Linked DNA regions of Homo sapiens: region 1 is linked to region 2. The links are chromatin loops, found by intact Hi-C in ENCODE. Cell type or tissue: endothelial cell of umbilical vein. All regions are shown on one strand.

Region 1 (8,000 bases), 84 kb after region 2:
GGATCTGACATAGCACCTGTACATGCATGTTTAGGTTTTGTAATAGAAATATGACAGAAAAGATGCTGAGTAGGAAGCTATGAAAAATACTCAAAAGCCAACCTCTTTATGGTAACCTCCTAGCTTGTTTAAATTACCATGCCTACCTCTTCTCCAGCCTTGTTCATTTTCTCAGCCACTTCCTTTTCCTGAACTTTGATTCTGATTTGATGCATGCATATACTGAAAAAAGTTTGCCACCAGTTTGGGGGTTTCGGGGGGTCAACTAGATTCTATGTTTACTTCTCAGTCCCATTTCCCTGGCTTCAACTACAATTCCTCTAGATGATAATGCTGGATACTGACCCTGACTATAGGGCCCTTTCCACAAGTGACTGCAAACACTCTCCCAATTCCAATTCCAAGCCAACCTTCATGCTCTCCTACCTCTATACCTTAGGTAGTGCATCCACCAGGCTTCTTCTTGCATTAAAATACCATTCTTTATATCTTGAAATAAAAGACTATCCCTCGAGGATATCTCATTTAGCTTCTGCTATATCTGGAGAATCTAAGAGTACCAAATTATGAATATTTGTCATTTTCACCCCTTCACATCAGAATAAAATCCCATATACAATAAAAAGGAAAAAAATGTTTTTTACTTTTATGTAATTATAAAACACCAGAGAAGAGAAATTTTTGTCTTATTCTATAAAATAATTCAAAGAATTTTAAAGAAATGATTCCGTTGACCAGACCATAACATAGAAAGATATTATGGATAGTTATATTTATAAGAATGTGTCTCATTCAATATTTAAAACAAATCTGCACATTATTATTCTGATAATCTAATACTAAAAGCTTCATTTATGATACTATGTGCCATTTAAAGGAACTTTTCAGAATACATGCAAAGTAATTTAGCTTATAAATTAAGAATTGCTTAGCAAAGTTGTTTTTTTCTTTTTTTATTAACAGTTTAAACTGCTGGATCAGCCCTTAAATACAAAGTAAGTTCAATAATATATAATTTCCCCCCAATTTAAAGGGGATTACAGTATTGAAACTGAGAAAAACAAAACTATAAAAAAAATCGAATTGTAATATCCTATGTAATTGCCTTTTTGAGTTGTTAGTAATATTTCTATCTTAGAAGTTTAGCTAGATAGGCCGGGTGCTGTGGCTCACGCCTGTAATTTCAGCACTTTGGGAGGCTGAGGTGGGCGGATCATGAGATCAGGAGATCGAGATCATCCTGGCTAACACAGTGAAACCCCGTCTCTACTAAAAATGCAAAAAAAAAAAAAATTAGCCGGATGTGGTGGCGGGTGCCTGTAGTCCCAGCTACCCAGGAGGCTGAGGCAGGAGAACGGTATGAACCCAGGAGGCGGAGCTTGCAGTGAGCCGAGATTGCACCACTGCACTCCAGCCTGGGCAACAGAGACTCTGTCTCAAAAAAAAAAAAAAAAAAAAATTTAGCTAGATAATCTTTTATATTCTATTGGCAAATAAAATATAAATGATACTGAAACACTTGTCAAGCCTCTTAAAGTTTTGCTTTTCCTGAGTTTTATTACGAAATTAATAGAGTATATATAAATAAATATACATATATACACACAAACACACATATTTATACACATGTATACAATGTATATATGCATACATATCTTCATCTTATGCTTTATGTAAGTGCTTACAAATAGTACCTAGATATTGCTCTGTGCCCTCAGTTAATGTTGTGTGTTGCGTGGTATATTATAGTAAAAGTACAAATGGTCTTTGAATAAGAAAATCTGGGTTCAAACCCAGTAGGCCGTTTTCTGCCTTTACCTAAGCACAAACTAATATGCTTTCAATACTCATCTGTAAAATGAGGATAGTAACTCCAACCCAGCAAATAGACTACACCCAAATATAACTGCGTCTTGTGGAAGCATGCAGTCATCATGAATTGTATATTATTATTTATAGTTCACTAACTACAATGTAAAACATCTCTGGAAGATAAAATATTCTTCTGTGTGTTCACACTATATTTATCCTTAAGTTTTTTTCAAGATTACAATTCAGATCATGTTATACCAAGCAAATTCTAGCATTCAGATCCTTAATATGACACTAAAAAACAGCTGGAAGTTACCATATAGTATCAACAATTACCATTTGTGAAAACCATAGCACAATTCTAATATTTAAAAATCATTATCAGAACTATCATACAACTTTAGACATTTCAATACTGTACTGTTTCTTCGTTGCTGTGATAGATTATTAATTGAAAAAAAAGGTGAATAAGTATTTTTGCTTACCTTCTATTCAACATAAGAATAACATACTCTAATTCACTGAGCATACAAATTAGTATAGCTCTTTTTGAGGACAATTTGCCTGTATAAAAAATGTAATTATTTATTAATGACCTCCTCAATTTCAAATTAATCTATTGATATGTTTATAGACAAGGCACCCCACAAGAAATGATAACATATAATTTACCATCAGTAGAGGACTTGTTTTAAGAAGTCTTAAGATATTTGTGATTTGAGTGTTAAATTAAGTAAGCAGGAAGCCATCAACCTGAGGCTGTCTTCTTACACCGAGTTCCTACGTAATGAACTACAACCTTACTTAGTATATACATAAACGAACTAAATCTTGATTTAGTATTATAACAGTTTCAACCAATCACAGATAGCCAACTCATCATGGCTGTTAAGGTGGGCGTGATAGGGCATATGCCAGTTGTAGTCAATCAGATAATTTTTCTATATGGCTTCAACTCTGCTTAATTTATCTAAAGTTTTTCTTCTAACATGAGAAAAGCAAAATACATAATAGCATCTATGGATGTGATGCTTTTTGGCAAACAAAAAAAAATCATGACGTGTGTGCTTATAAGTTCATACTTTTATTTGCATGTGTATTTTGAAATATAACAGGAAAATATTCATAGTAGTTACCTATGGAGAGAGGGACTGGAGAGGCGAGCAAGAAAAGTTATCTCTTTGCTTTTTGTCTGTACATGTGGTTTGAAATCTTAAAACTGTAAATTTTATATTTTAATGGTGAAGAAAATATATGAACATTATGATCATTTATTTCCTTCATGCATTCTGTGTTAAACGTCTCATAAATAATGCAACTGTTGAATTCACCAACTCTTGTTTATCCTGTGTTTGTGGTATAAAATGTCATTTCATGGGAGCAGAAACCAGTCCATTTACCTTTGGGTGCTTCTGTTTAAATAGGTGGGAAGAAAACCTTATTGAATATTTTCAATCTATAACACTAATTATGCAATATTTTCAAAATATATTTTGGATAAAAATAAAATTACCTAAAACTTTTATTGGATAAGGACTGAATTATGTAAGAATCATAAATTTAGGTATGCCAATGAGAGTCTAAATTGACAGCCTTGTCTGGTTCTGAAAAAAAAATTGCTCTAAATCATTTTTGGAAACCATAGATGATAGATGATAATGCTGTTGAGTCTGGTTCTGTGAACACTTCATCTTGTGAAAGTTCTGAGCAGTAACTGGTAATTAGTATTAGAGGCTTTATCATTCTTCCTGAGCAAATTATCAGAAAGAATGCTATATTTTCTGAATGAAATCACCAATTAATCATGCCACTGAGCTTAACTGTACCACTAGTGAAGACATACAAATATGGTGGGAATGTTTCTTTTTAAAAGACTGTTGAATACCAAAATCTAGAATTACATGAGCTGAGCATACAATGTGAAAGTACGAAGTCCTAAAACGGCATATCACAAATTTCTGTTTCAAAAGGAAAGGTGGGAAGGGTATCTATACTTGAATATCCTAAAAAACTCAAACATTATCAAAGTAATTACAGAAAACTGAGTCATTTATTTAGGGCAATTCAACATTTTTAAATAAATTAGGAATTATTAACTACCACATGCTTGTTGCCACACAGAATAATCAACTAAAATTCAATAATCTTTGTTGAAGTAGCTTGTACTCATTTTGCATTAATATGCAATTAAACATAAACATTGATGTTACATGATCTTATATGATTTTTTGTGTACCAGATCATGTACTCTTACTTAGTGTGTCCATGTGTGATATGTGTAAAGCAGTTTTTCTTGATGCAAACATGCATCGCTTTTTACTAGATGACAGTTTTTAGAGAAAAGGCATGGAGTTTTAGAATTAAAACCTACTCAGTGTTCTTTGCAATCTGCTGTGGGTATCCAAGAAGGGCCAGACCCTTCTTATGTTTTCAGGAGAGAAAACAATTAATTAGCAAGTTCCAATATGTTTCCAAAACTAAAGCTAGGATAGGGTGGATGACCTGGTACCAAGATACCCCTGAGGGCCCGACGGCTTCCTTTTATATGCTGATGGGTTTCATTATGATTCTTACAGAAAGAAGCCAGACATTTTTAGGCTAGACTGCATATGGCAGGTTAAACCAATAATCCTCTTTTGTATTTCCCATAAATCATTTTCAAAGTTAAAATTGTATTTGCAGTCTATATACTGAATGTCACTGTATGTGTCACTATATTAATAAGTCGGCTAACTATTCTCTTGGATTAGTATTTATAAAGTAGCAATATGTCTTTTAGTTTTCTTAGATATTTAGAAAGCACAGGCTTATTAGATTTCTAGTGATCTAATCCTGAGTACAACATAAGGAATCATTGCACATGCATATATAGAGGATTAAACCACTTTGGAAATATTAGATAATATATATTTGGTTCATTATAAATCTTGTAGGATTCTGTATTACCTAATAAATAATGGAATCTTCCACATGTGTTTTCAGTATTAGTTTATTCCAAAGGGATCCTTTAACTTTTAAACATATAAGATAAACTTTTAAATGGTTTGATTACAAACTCTAAATATATTGACATTGATTTGTGAATATCTTCTCCCTTTTAAATGCAATATACCAAGAACTCAATAAAGCCATAGAGGGTCTTCACTTGCAGGTTCTGCTGATGACTCGAATATAATAAAGAACATGTAATAATGATACAGTGAAAGAGTTAACCCAGATTTGTTTCTTCTGTACATTTGATTTTGAAAAGGCAATTAACTTCTCTTATCTATAAAATATCCTTAAAGAATCTTATGATTCCTCTTAATCATACCATTTAAATTTGTCTGTTTTAAAGAAAAATACAAATTTAGGGCATGACATTGCAAACAGCCTAAGCAACCTTGTCTCCATTTAATCTGTTCTCATTAGTGGCAAATAAATAAGAAACACCAGTGTCTATCAGATGTCAGCATTATAGCTCTAAAATATAAACTTGGTATTTTTAGGTAAAGCATGATGAATAGCAGAACTAAAATATCTAAAGGGGTGAAACCAGTAAGGCAAGAATCATCAAGAAGTAACCAATAGGTAACAGAGAAAACATAAAGCAGAGTTCCTTTGCAGATAAAATTCTTCATTCATTAATCAAAGTTTATCAAATGCTGTTAAATGACAGACAATGTGCTATGTTTTGTAGACAATACGTACAGACTAGTGAGACAAAAACACTAAAACGGTAAATGACTAAAAATAGTTTTAGGTGTCTACTCAAAAAGTTTATAACTATAAGAACATGCAATAGAGAACTACAGGCAATTTGGACTATAACATTGAACGCAGAAACTTGTTTGAGAACAAGTACAAAGTGATTCTGCTTTCTCCTGCAGAATGAGGATGCACAATTGCTGGTGCTAGGTTTGACTTAAGAACCAGATAAAGGGAAGTACAGAGATTATTATGTTAAGTTCTTATGGAATGATGATACAAGCAAAAGTACAAGACAACAGTGTTCAGGAAAGAATTGATTATCATTCTTAAGTCTGAAGGACCCTAAATAAATAGAGAGGGCAATTAGCAGCCGAGTGTCCTTGGAGGCAAAAAAAAAAAAGAAGGAAAGAAAAAAATAAATCTTGCCAAATATTCACGGTAAATTACCCTAATTTGTGTAGCTACTTCATTCCTAGGAATTTTTGAATCCTTAGCTAAATGAACCAGAAAAATGCAGTTTTCTCCCGCTTATCTGAAATCCAATGGAGTAAATGATTGAAAAGAGATTAGGCTGTAGTGCTAAGCAGAGGTCAATAATGATTACCCTATACTTTTTTATGTAATTTGAATTTTATCTGGAGAGAAATGAAGAACATTTGAATGGCTTTAATGAGAAAGTATCATGATATCATCTAAAATTTATGTGAGCAAGGCTGAAGTGGGAAGAAGTGATTGGAACACAATATTAGAAATGATTAAGCAATGAAAAATGGTGGCCATGAGCCTCATAATTGGTAGTGGTTACAGGGTAAGAGAAAAGGTGGAGAATCAAAAAGATATTTAAGTGGTTGACTAGAAGGACTTAATGACTGGCTAAGAGAGAGGAAAACACTTAAGGTTTAGTCTGGGCAAATGGTTAATGTTGGTGAGTTTAAGAAATCTGGAAGACCTTAGCAGGTAGAAGGCCATGAGACATATTTATTTTGGTGCACTGAAGTGGCTATGTGAGTGGTTATGTTCAAACTTCAATTAAAAATATAACTAAAAAAAGAAAATTATTAAAGAATAATTGAATGATTACACTGGAGAAAATAACTGGGAGATCATGGGCACTGAATGGTAACTGCAATCATAAAAATGGATGAAGTAGTCCAGATGGAGCATGGACCGTTGACAAGAAAAACCAGAACAGAACCCCACAGAACAAAAGTGATTGTGGAATGTGAAGAAAACAGGAACTGACAAAGAAAACAGGAATGCCACAGAGTTGGGGGTACGAATCAGGAGAATGATGCCACCTGTTAACAAAAGATATTGTTTCTAAAAATAATGATGTAAAAGAATATTATTAATATTATTTTAATATCTTATTAGTGGGTATTATATTTCATTATTCTTATATTATTATTGTATTCTATATTACTCTTATATTATTATCATGTGTATTGGGATGGCTAAAATAAAAGTATTGGTGAGACTATGGAAGCACATTTAATGTAGTAGGCACTATACTAGAATCAGTTAAAACGCAATAGAAGGAAGTGGAGAAAGCCATTGTAGGAACCTCCTTCGAGAATTATTTGTTTCATTTTGGGTGGGTTCTACTGATAAGTCTACAATTAATTAATCTTTTCTTTGTCTACATCTAATCTGCTGTTTATCCCAGTCTGTATATTTTTCACCGGACGCGTTTTGGTTTTTATATCTGGGACTTCAACTTGGGCCTTTTTAAAACATATTTTGTGCCTCTGCTTAACACTTTGAACATATATAGTTGTTGCAATAATTATTTTAATATATTTATCTTCCAATTCTGTTTCAGCACTGGGTATTAATTATGTAATTGCCACACTACCCTGAATGCACCCAATGTATTATCTCATTATGGGTCATATGTTCCTGCCTCTTTGCATGCCTATCTTGAATTGTATGCCAGACATTGTATATTTTATCTCATTCAGTGCTGGATATTTTTCTCTCATAATAAATCCACTTGGGCTTTGTTCTGGGACATAGTTTAGTTACTTGGAAATGGTTTGATACTTTCAGGTCCTGATATTAAAATTTGCTAGGTAGGATCCATGCAGTGCTCATCAATAAGTCCCCACTGCTGAAGCAAGAGTGTTCTGTGTATTCTACCCCAAACCACCTGAATCTGAAGGTTTCCAGTGTGGTTGATGTGAACAGGCACTATTCTCAGCCCTGTGTTAGCTCCAGACACTACTATCTCTAATCCTTTGGGTGGCTTGTTTCAAGCTTTAGGTAGTTTTCTCAGGTATTCACACTGATCGGTACTCAACTGGATCCTTGACATCTCTAGAGCTTTCTCTCCGTATGGCCTTCTTCTGCAGCACTCTGTCCTAGGACATCTATGCATCATGGTCTCTTCAGGACGTCAATTCAGGGAGCCAGTTCAGCTTTGCCTGGGATACTCCTCCCTGCACCACTGTCTACAAACTCTTTAGGCAGTAACCTATTTCAGGCAGGAAGGTAAATAC
Region 2 (8,000 bases):
ACCCAGAATAAACATGTAATTGGTCAGCCAATTGTGTACAATTTTCAGAATGAAAAAAAGAATATTAATACTTCCATTAGGAAAACAGATGTAAAGAGGGTCTGTCCTGGACTGAGACACATGCTTATTCCAATGAACTGGTCTATCTTTGGCTAGAAAGCAAAATGGTCAAGTAATGGCAATAGCTTGAAAAAAAATCAGGGACCATCCATCAAATTATATAACCTAAATTTTAAATGATCACAGAAAATAACTTGAACATATTTCAAATGTTTAGCATTTTTAAAAGATCTGATATCCACTTGTAGGGAGAGTCTGTAAGTAACCAAAGAACCTCAAAAATCTAGACTATTCCTTAAATCTCATGCACATTAAGCTTCTCATTGTCTGTTTGAAATAAATGGGGAGGACACAGAGGCCTTCACATAATCACTAAATGACAAAGAACAGATGTGAACCATTTACGGGTAAATGTGCACACTGGCAAAGAAAAAACACAATAAAACAGCATGCATTGAACCAACCAGATTGGCTTTTAAATGACTCATACTTGTGTGATTGCTAAAGACAGCAAAAAAAATTAAAAAGCTCACTTGACTAGGGCTAATACACTTCAGTTACTTTAAATTAACCACTAATCATGCCTTTTTCTTGTGCATTTCTTTTTGACAGCCAAATTGAAATATGCCTTTTTCTGAATTTATAAGAACAAAAACAACTAATGAATCGCCTGTTAGGTCATTATTGGTTTTGCAACCAACTGTTCTTCTGGATAAAAGTACCCTTTCTTAATTATAAACTGTCTATTCAGAATCGCTTCTGAAGTTCAGAGTCCTAATTAATGTTATATTTAGTGATCCTTACAAATTGCTTCTTGTTTTATGTTAGTATCCTTTTTATATTTTGAAATAAAGCAGGAATCATCTCTTTAAAGTAAATCAGAAGTGTACCTTTAAGCCACAGTTGCTGAGCAGGCCAACTCTCTTTCTTCCGATTATCTTCAAACTCACCTCTACTATGGTTCACACTATCCCTAACATATAATCCATCCAATTGACTCACTCTGCAGTAGCATAGCTATTACTTCTCATGCCAAACATAGGTATTGGTGCCCAATTATATTATCACTTCTTGAAAGCAAAATCAGGTCCTGACAAATGGCCTGTAACTTTGAGGTTGCATCTGAATTTGGGTGTGTGACAACAGAGAAAAGCTAGTAGCTCATTTTTTTGATTTACGAAAATGAAGACAAGGCCAATCTTTTCATGAGTTTCTATTGTTTTGTTGCATCATAGTTTTAGCATGGTTTCAAATTTCATGTAAGAGGGTAAAATATAGCCATGTAAAACAATTTAAGGAAAGGACAATTTTTAAAGATAGGATAGAGATACGGAGAGTATAGATTAAAAGGATGAGAAATTAAACTCAGAGAAGTTAATTATAGGGAGACTACTACAGACTGATTATTCTCAAATGTGATCTCATACCAGCACAAATTACCACATTTCTGGCAACTTGCTAAAATTAAAATTCTTGAGCCTTACCCCAAACTTCAGAATCAGAAATTCGTGGAGGGGCCTTATAATCACTTTTAAAAGCCCTCTAGCTGATTCTGAAGGATGCTAAAAATTTCAGAACCACTGCAATAGTGATATGATTTGGCTCTGTGTCCTCACCCAAATCTCATGTTGAATTGTAATCCCCACTGTTGAAGGAGGGAACTGAGGGAAGTTGATTGGATCATGGGGGCCGAATTTCTCACCTTGCTGTTCTTGTGATACTGAATGAGTGCTCAAAAGATCTGGTTGTTTGAAAGTGTGTAGCACTTCCCCCATCACTCTCTCTCTCTCTCTTTCTCTCCCATGGTAAAGACATGCTTGCTTCCCCTTCACCCTTACACCATGATTGTATGTTTCCTGAAGCCTCCCAGCCATGTTTCCTGTATAGCCTGCAGAGCTGTGAGTCAATTAAACCTCTTTTCTTCATAAATTACCCAGTCTCAGGTAGTTTTTTATAGCTGTGTGAAAATGGAGTAATACAAACAGATATGTAGTTTTCAATCCAAATAAATGGAAAAAAATTTAATCAGTTACTAAGTAATATGTTTTAATATCTTAAGGAAGTATGTAGGTAAAGGTGGTAAAAAAGTAAATTCATGTTTACATTAAGATTTTTTAAAGTCCAAGGTAATTTCTCTAAATAGAAAGTTGCATTGCTCAACTTCAAACAGATTCATACAAGTGAGCTGGAAGCATAGAAATTTAGATATTTTAAAGAAGAATAATTTGAACAATCATCAGCTAATTGTTTCAATTAAATAAAATCACAATAGAAACTTAATATAATCATCCCATCCATGCTCCCATTTGATCTTCATAACAAACCTGGAAAATGTATAGGGCACATATTTATTATTTTTCTACACTTATAGAGAAATGCATTTACTCAAGATTCTCTAGCTCTTAAATGTCCAAGCTCTGAAACCACACATTTCTCATTTTAATTCAAGTTTTCTTCCTCTTGTTTCCACCTGCACACCCACCCATATGGCAGGCACCATGCTAAGAACTTAGTTTTTGCATAGGAGAAATATGGGGTAAAATCTTTCACTCTTTTGTAGAAAATATTAAACTGGAAATATATACAAAAACTACTTTATAATCCCTTAAAAATCAAAAAACCAAAGGATATCTTCAAGATTATTACAACCCAGTTAGGTCAGTAATATTTAGACACATAGACATGTATGAACAGTGTGCATGAGGGAAAATAGTCAAAGCTGTATGTATTCTAGAGAATGATGCTAAGTAGAATCAGAGCAAGAGGAGGCTTTTCACATGCTTCATCCAAATTCCAAATCCCTCATGATGAGGCAAAGCCAAACTTAAGCCAAATTGATAATGTGTCATTATACCTGTGCTCATGCAGCTCTCCTTCCAAAATCTTCAACCACTTCTCTCATATCACCAGGGCCTCTTATGAAGATGCCCTTCTGACACATCATTTCTGTAATACATAGTCTTCTCCCAAGACTTTGAGAGTACTAGACAAGCAATGGATTTAAACCAAGTTGGAACATAATGAGTAAACATATATCCACGTAAAAACATTCTATTTATTACATTCTATTTATTTCTAAAGGATATCAACAAGAAAAAAATTGATAAATAAATGCAGCTAATTTAATACACCATGATATTTTTAGGAGGTTGTAGCCTTTGTGAGTCTAGTGCTGAGCTAGACATTAAGATTCAAAAAATAATTAAAAATGACTGACCTGAAAGAATTCTTAGTCCAGCAAGAACCAAAGCCATAGAGACAGCAACAAACCTACCAGACAGGTTTATCAGGAGACAAATAACTATGTTGAAAATTCTAAAGAAGCAGCAGAAGTAAATTTATGCTATTAAGGGGAAAGCTCCATGACTTAGGAGTTATGGAACTTTAATCATTTATGTAGCTATATACAAAGATTATTTCAGGCAGCTCTGATACCTTTATTAAAAATACAGGAGTAGAAAAATCCATGGTATCTTTGGGCACAACAAGGTGAACTACTTAGCTGGAACAAAGTCTTTCCATGGGGGAAAGTATCAATTAAGAATTTGTGCTAGAACGGGCAGATGATAATTCCTTCTATAAAAATATAGGTGCAAATAGGGATATAATCTCAAAATGGCAGCATTTCCAAGTAATTACTCTAGAAAAATGCAAGAAAGCTGAGTGATATCATACCTAGACCTCATTAAAATACAGAAGGACAGTACAGGTAATCTAAAAAAAAATGTCCAGTGCCCAAGGAAAAATAATTTAAGAATGGAGGAAAACATGAGGCCACCATGTTAGTGCGAGATCAGAGAGGCTCTTATGATAACAACATGAAATAATAGGGAGTGATGCTGTTAGGAAAGGTAGACTTGTACATGGAGGCTTCAGACCCCCACCCAACTACGTAAGAATGAGCTTTGGTCCATGCCTATGTCCTGAATGGTATTGCCTAGGTTTTCTTCTAGGGATTTTATGGTTTCAGGTCTTACGTTTAAGTCTTTAATCACCTCATTATCAACAGACTAACGCAGGAACAGAAAAGCAAACACTGCACATAAGTGGGAGTTGAACAATGAGAACACATGGACACAGGGAGGGGAACATCACACACCGAGGCCGGTGGTGGGGTGGGGGGCTGGGGGAGGGACAGCATTAGGAGAAATATCTAATGTAGATGACAGGTTGATGGATGCAGCAAACCACCATGCATGTGTATACCTATGTAACACACCTGCACGTTCTGCACATGTATCCCAGAACTTAAAGTATAATAATAATAATAATAATAATAATAATAATAATAATAAAAGAATGGGCTTTGGGCTTTGATTCTTCCTTACTAAGAGATACAGTCTGTGCTGGACTTGCTTTGTGTCATATGGCACCTAGCCAACACCACTGCTGTATTTGTCCCCTGTGAGGAAGGGGTGGAGATTTGGTCTTTTGTTTTTCAGCAGAAGAGGGATGTGTGCAGGCCAATGGCCTTGAGTCAGCTACTGGGAGAGGCCCTCTGGCCATGGAGGACTGACACCCACTACTAAAGCTGATCTTGCTCTGTTTTTTCTCTATGTGTGTAAAGCTTTGTTCATTCCAGTGCTTGACTGAATTATGTTTTCCTTGAGGACTCCATTACCAAGATGCAGTGAGAAGAGGTGTTTGGGCCTCTACTCCTGGTGATAGGCAATAGATATCACTTGCTTGACAGATGCCAAGTAGAATAGCTTCCCATGACATACTCAAGAGTCAGAAACTTAATATGAGAAAAAAAGTGCAGCTTTAAATCGGCATGCATTTTACCCCAAATTCATAATTAAATAAATATTAATACTATTAGTATATGTAAAAATAAAAAGATTCTATACAGTTACTACCCATGAATACAAAAAGGGATGAAATGATTTTAATATTTACTTTTTATTTATCAACTTATTTTTGAGATGCCTGAAAGCATAATTTTTGTTGTGAAAAATTGAGTGATGCACGGCAGCCATTACACGGTACCTCACTGGCATTCCATAAATATGATTTGAATAAACATAAATGAATAAATGAAGGAATTATTGATCTGACCAACAATATAAAAATAGAGTAGAAAGGAAACTCTATAAAATGACATTCTACATAAACATTTACTATGATGAATCTTGTTAAAATTTTTATGAGATCTACACTTCAGTTACCAAGTAACTATCTTCTATCTTTTCATCCAGAGTTTGTTACACAGCTGCTTCCAGTTCCTCACCACATATATGTTGTGTTAGCTATGTAGGAGTTATTGGAACAGACAAATGACCTCTTTTGGTAATTGTGTTATGTGGTAATGTCAATTCTGAGTTTGCCACAGCAAGTACTAAGGGCTAATACTTTTGATTTTTTCTCTGCCAAAAAAGCATTCAATATGTGGCTGCTTTCCGGTGAGTGTTCCTGAAAGGTATCAAATTTCTTTAAGGAAAACTTAAGAAAGAATGGCAGGGAAGTAATATTTAAATCGATTTTTAAGTGATTTTTTTTCCTGTGATCAAAATTAGTCAAAATTAGTGAAGGCTGGAATATGGGATGTTCTCATAATGAATCATGATTTCCTAGTCATTGTTTCCTGTAATCGTGGTTTATTTAAAGTTTTTCTAAAATTTTAAAGTCCTCATTAAATTATCTCATCTGCATCATCACAATTTCTGTATCAGAATATTAATTGCCAAAACTTCTAAAGTCTTTGTTCTTTTGCATCTTTAAATGCTATGGGGAGAGTGTCTTCTCTATGTCTAATTTATGACAATCCAAATAAAAGTTATCAGATTTATTTCCCCAAATTGCTTGCATCTGATATCTTAGAGTACTTGCACTGGTTTCCCCTCCACAGCCAGAATTACAAAGACAAAAGCTTTTTGTTAGCTACCTTCAATCCCTTGTGATGTTCACTTGCTTAATAAGCCAGATGATTTTTTTTTTACTTCCTACCTAATTAACACTTTCTCTTTAGCATTTGCTCTTGGGAATTGCAGAAAATTTAGTAGAATAAAAAATTTAACAAACATCAGAAAAATATGATTAGATATACTGTTTTTACCACCAATCTATATATCAGGGGAGTAAAAACTATGTAATTTTTGAAAATACTATGTTAATAAATATGAGTGTTTATTTTATTCGTAGTGTCTATAAAAATAGTTAATATAACATTTTAGTTTAGGACCATATTTATCACACTAGATCATAACTTTTATAAGTGCTTATATTCCTCAAAAGATTATTACAGAAATTAATCATAACAGAATATATTAGATGATAACTATTTCCTAATATTTAAAAATTCCACCTTTCCTGTTCTTCATCTGCATGTTTGGTTTGAGATTAAATTTCAGTATTATGTAGAACTCCACAGGCAACCAAATACTATGTAGGATATTTTATTTTAATTTTCTATTTTGTGAAGATGAATCCAGTTTTCGATCCACTTAGATATGTTATAAGTTAGGTTATCCCACAGGATTTGCATTATGTTAAGCGGTACGACTATGAGAAAACTGAGACTTCAAAAGAATTCTTGCCCTTGGCGTCTCAGGTTTCATCACAGGAGCCATTATTCATGGAATATCATTATTTTTGGCTTCTATTTAAGCTTATCTCTTTGTCCTTGATTTTTAAAGCAATGATTTCTTTCTACAAGGGCCAGAAGTATTTATCTGGCTTTTGACTTACAGTATCTGAATCATGTTCTGCTTTAGTTTTCCAGAGACTCCCATTTTTAGCTTTGATTATTGAAGAAGAAGGTATGTAATATTCCCATATAAATATGGCCCTTTAATAATTAACATTTTGATCTTATTGGCTTATTTCAACTAAAATTTTGTATAGCTTCAAGATTGCAAATTAGTTCAGGACTTTCAGATTTTACTGTTGTTCTTGGAGAGTCAATACACCTATAAGCGGATTTTTCAAATGAAATTTAACTCTGAAATATGTAGATCCTTTGTGAAAATGGTTTAACTATTTCAGATATGTTCTTCATCAGAAATTGTGGCTTTACTTTTACTAAGCAGGTCAAAATGTAGTATTAGTGTTACATTTGATGAAATGTAAATAGAATAGTCTAGGCAAGAATGTTAAATATTTGCTTCCTGGCTTAAAATTATAACCCTATTTTTAAAAAACTAGCTATTAAGTCATATTTTAAAAGGAACACATTTTCTCAATGATAGGCAAGGAATTTGTGTTTAAATGTAATTGATGAGAAAGCACTATTAGAATATTAGTTCATATATTGGGCAATTGTGCCAGGGCTTTGAAGTGCTTCTTGGCTATTAACTTTGTGATAACTCTTTCTTCACTAAAAAAAAAAAAAAAAAGAAAAGAAAAACAGACTGGAAGTACTGTCACCAGGCAGGCTCTTAAGTGTCCAAGGCAAACTATTTTAAGTTACAACAAAAAGAGGGAAACATTAATAATTCTACAAGCAGTTTGACTTGCTATATGTCATAAGAAAATTATTTTCTACCCGACAGTGCCAGTATTTGGGGTAGAGTAAAAGAGAACTATCTTATAAAGTCTATCTTATTAAAATAAATTATTCATTAATTTGTGATTTGGAAAGGAAAACAAGTATTCCTGGTTTATTTAAAAACAGGAAAATTTTGATTTGCGTATTCTATAAAAATAGCTTACTTATATTTAATTACTATATTTTTTATATTTAGTAAAATAGCTTACTATATTTAGTAAAATAGCTTGCTATATTTAGTTGCTATATGTTTCAAGTTCTCATAAAAATAATTCAATAAAATAAGTCATTTTTTATGACATTTATATTTGACCTTTACATAGAGGCCTCTTTGATCATTACAACTTGGTTTACCTGGTACTAACCTTTTACCACTATATATATTCTTTTATGCTTTTCATTTCACGTATACTTTCTGAGTACCTAGTATAAAAGATATTATGACATGTATGTT

The links. Peaks named below come from ENCODE experiments on the same cell type or tissue, not always from the same donor. Only the 100,000 strongest peaks of a DNase experiment are listed, where the experiment ranks them.
Region 1: a loop joins it to region 2, with 2.1 times the contacts of the local background. A loop is called at or near these places in 2 of 110 quality-filtered maps.

The regions. Positions count from the first base shown.
Region 1 is chr10:55,453,343-55,461,342 of GRCh38, forward strand. It overlaps a transcript of PCDH15 not described here. Among named protein-coding and RNA genes, the nearest start is that of PCDH15, 660 kb to the left of the region's middle. In endothelial cell of umbilical vein, no CTCF peak of the experiment used is centred here; no DNase peak of the experiment used is centred here.
Region 2 is chr10:55,369,770-55,377,769 of GRCh38, forward strand. It overlaps a transcript of PCDH15 not described here. Among named protein-coding and RNA genes, the nearest start is that of PCDH15, 570 kb to the left of the region's middle. In endothelial cell of umbilical vein, no CTCF peak of the experiment used is centred here; a DNase peak (open chromatin) is centred at 4,542; H3K27ac peaks cover 1,001 bases.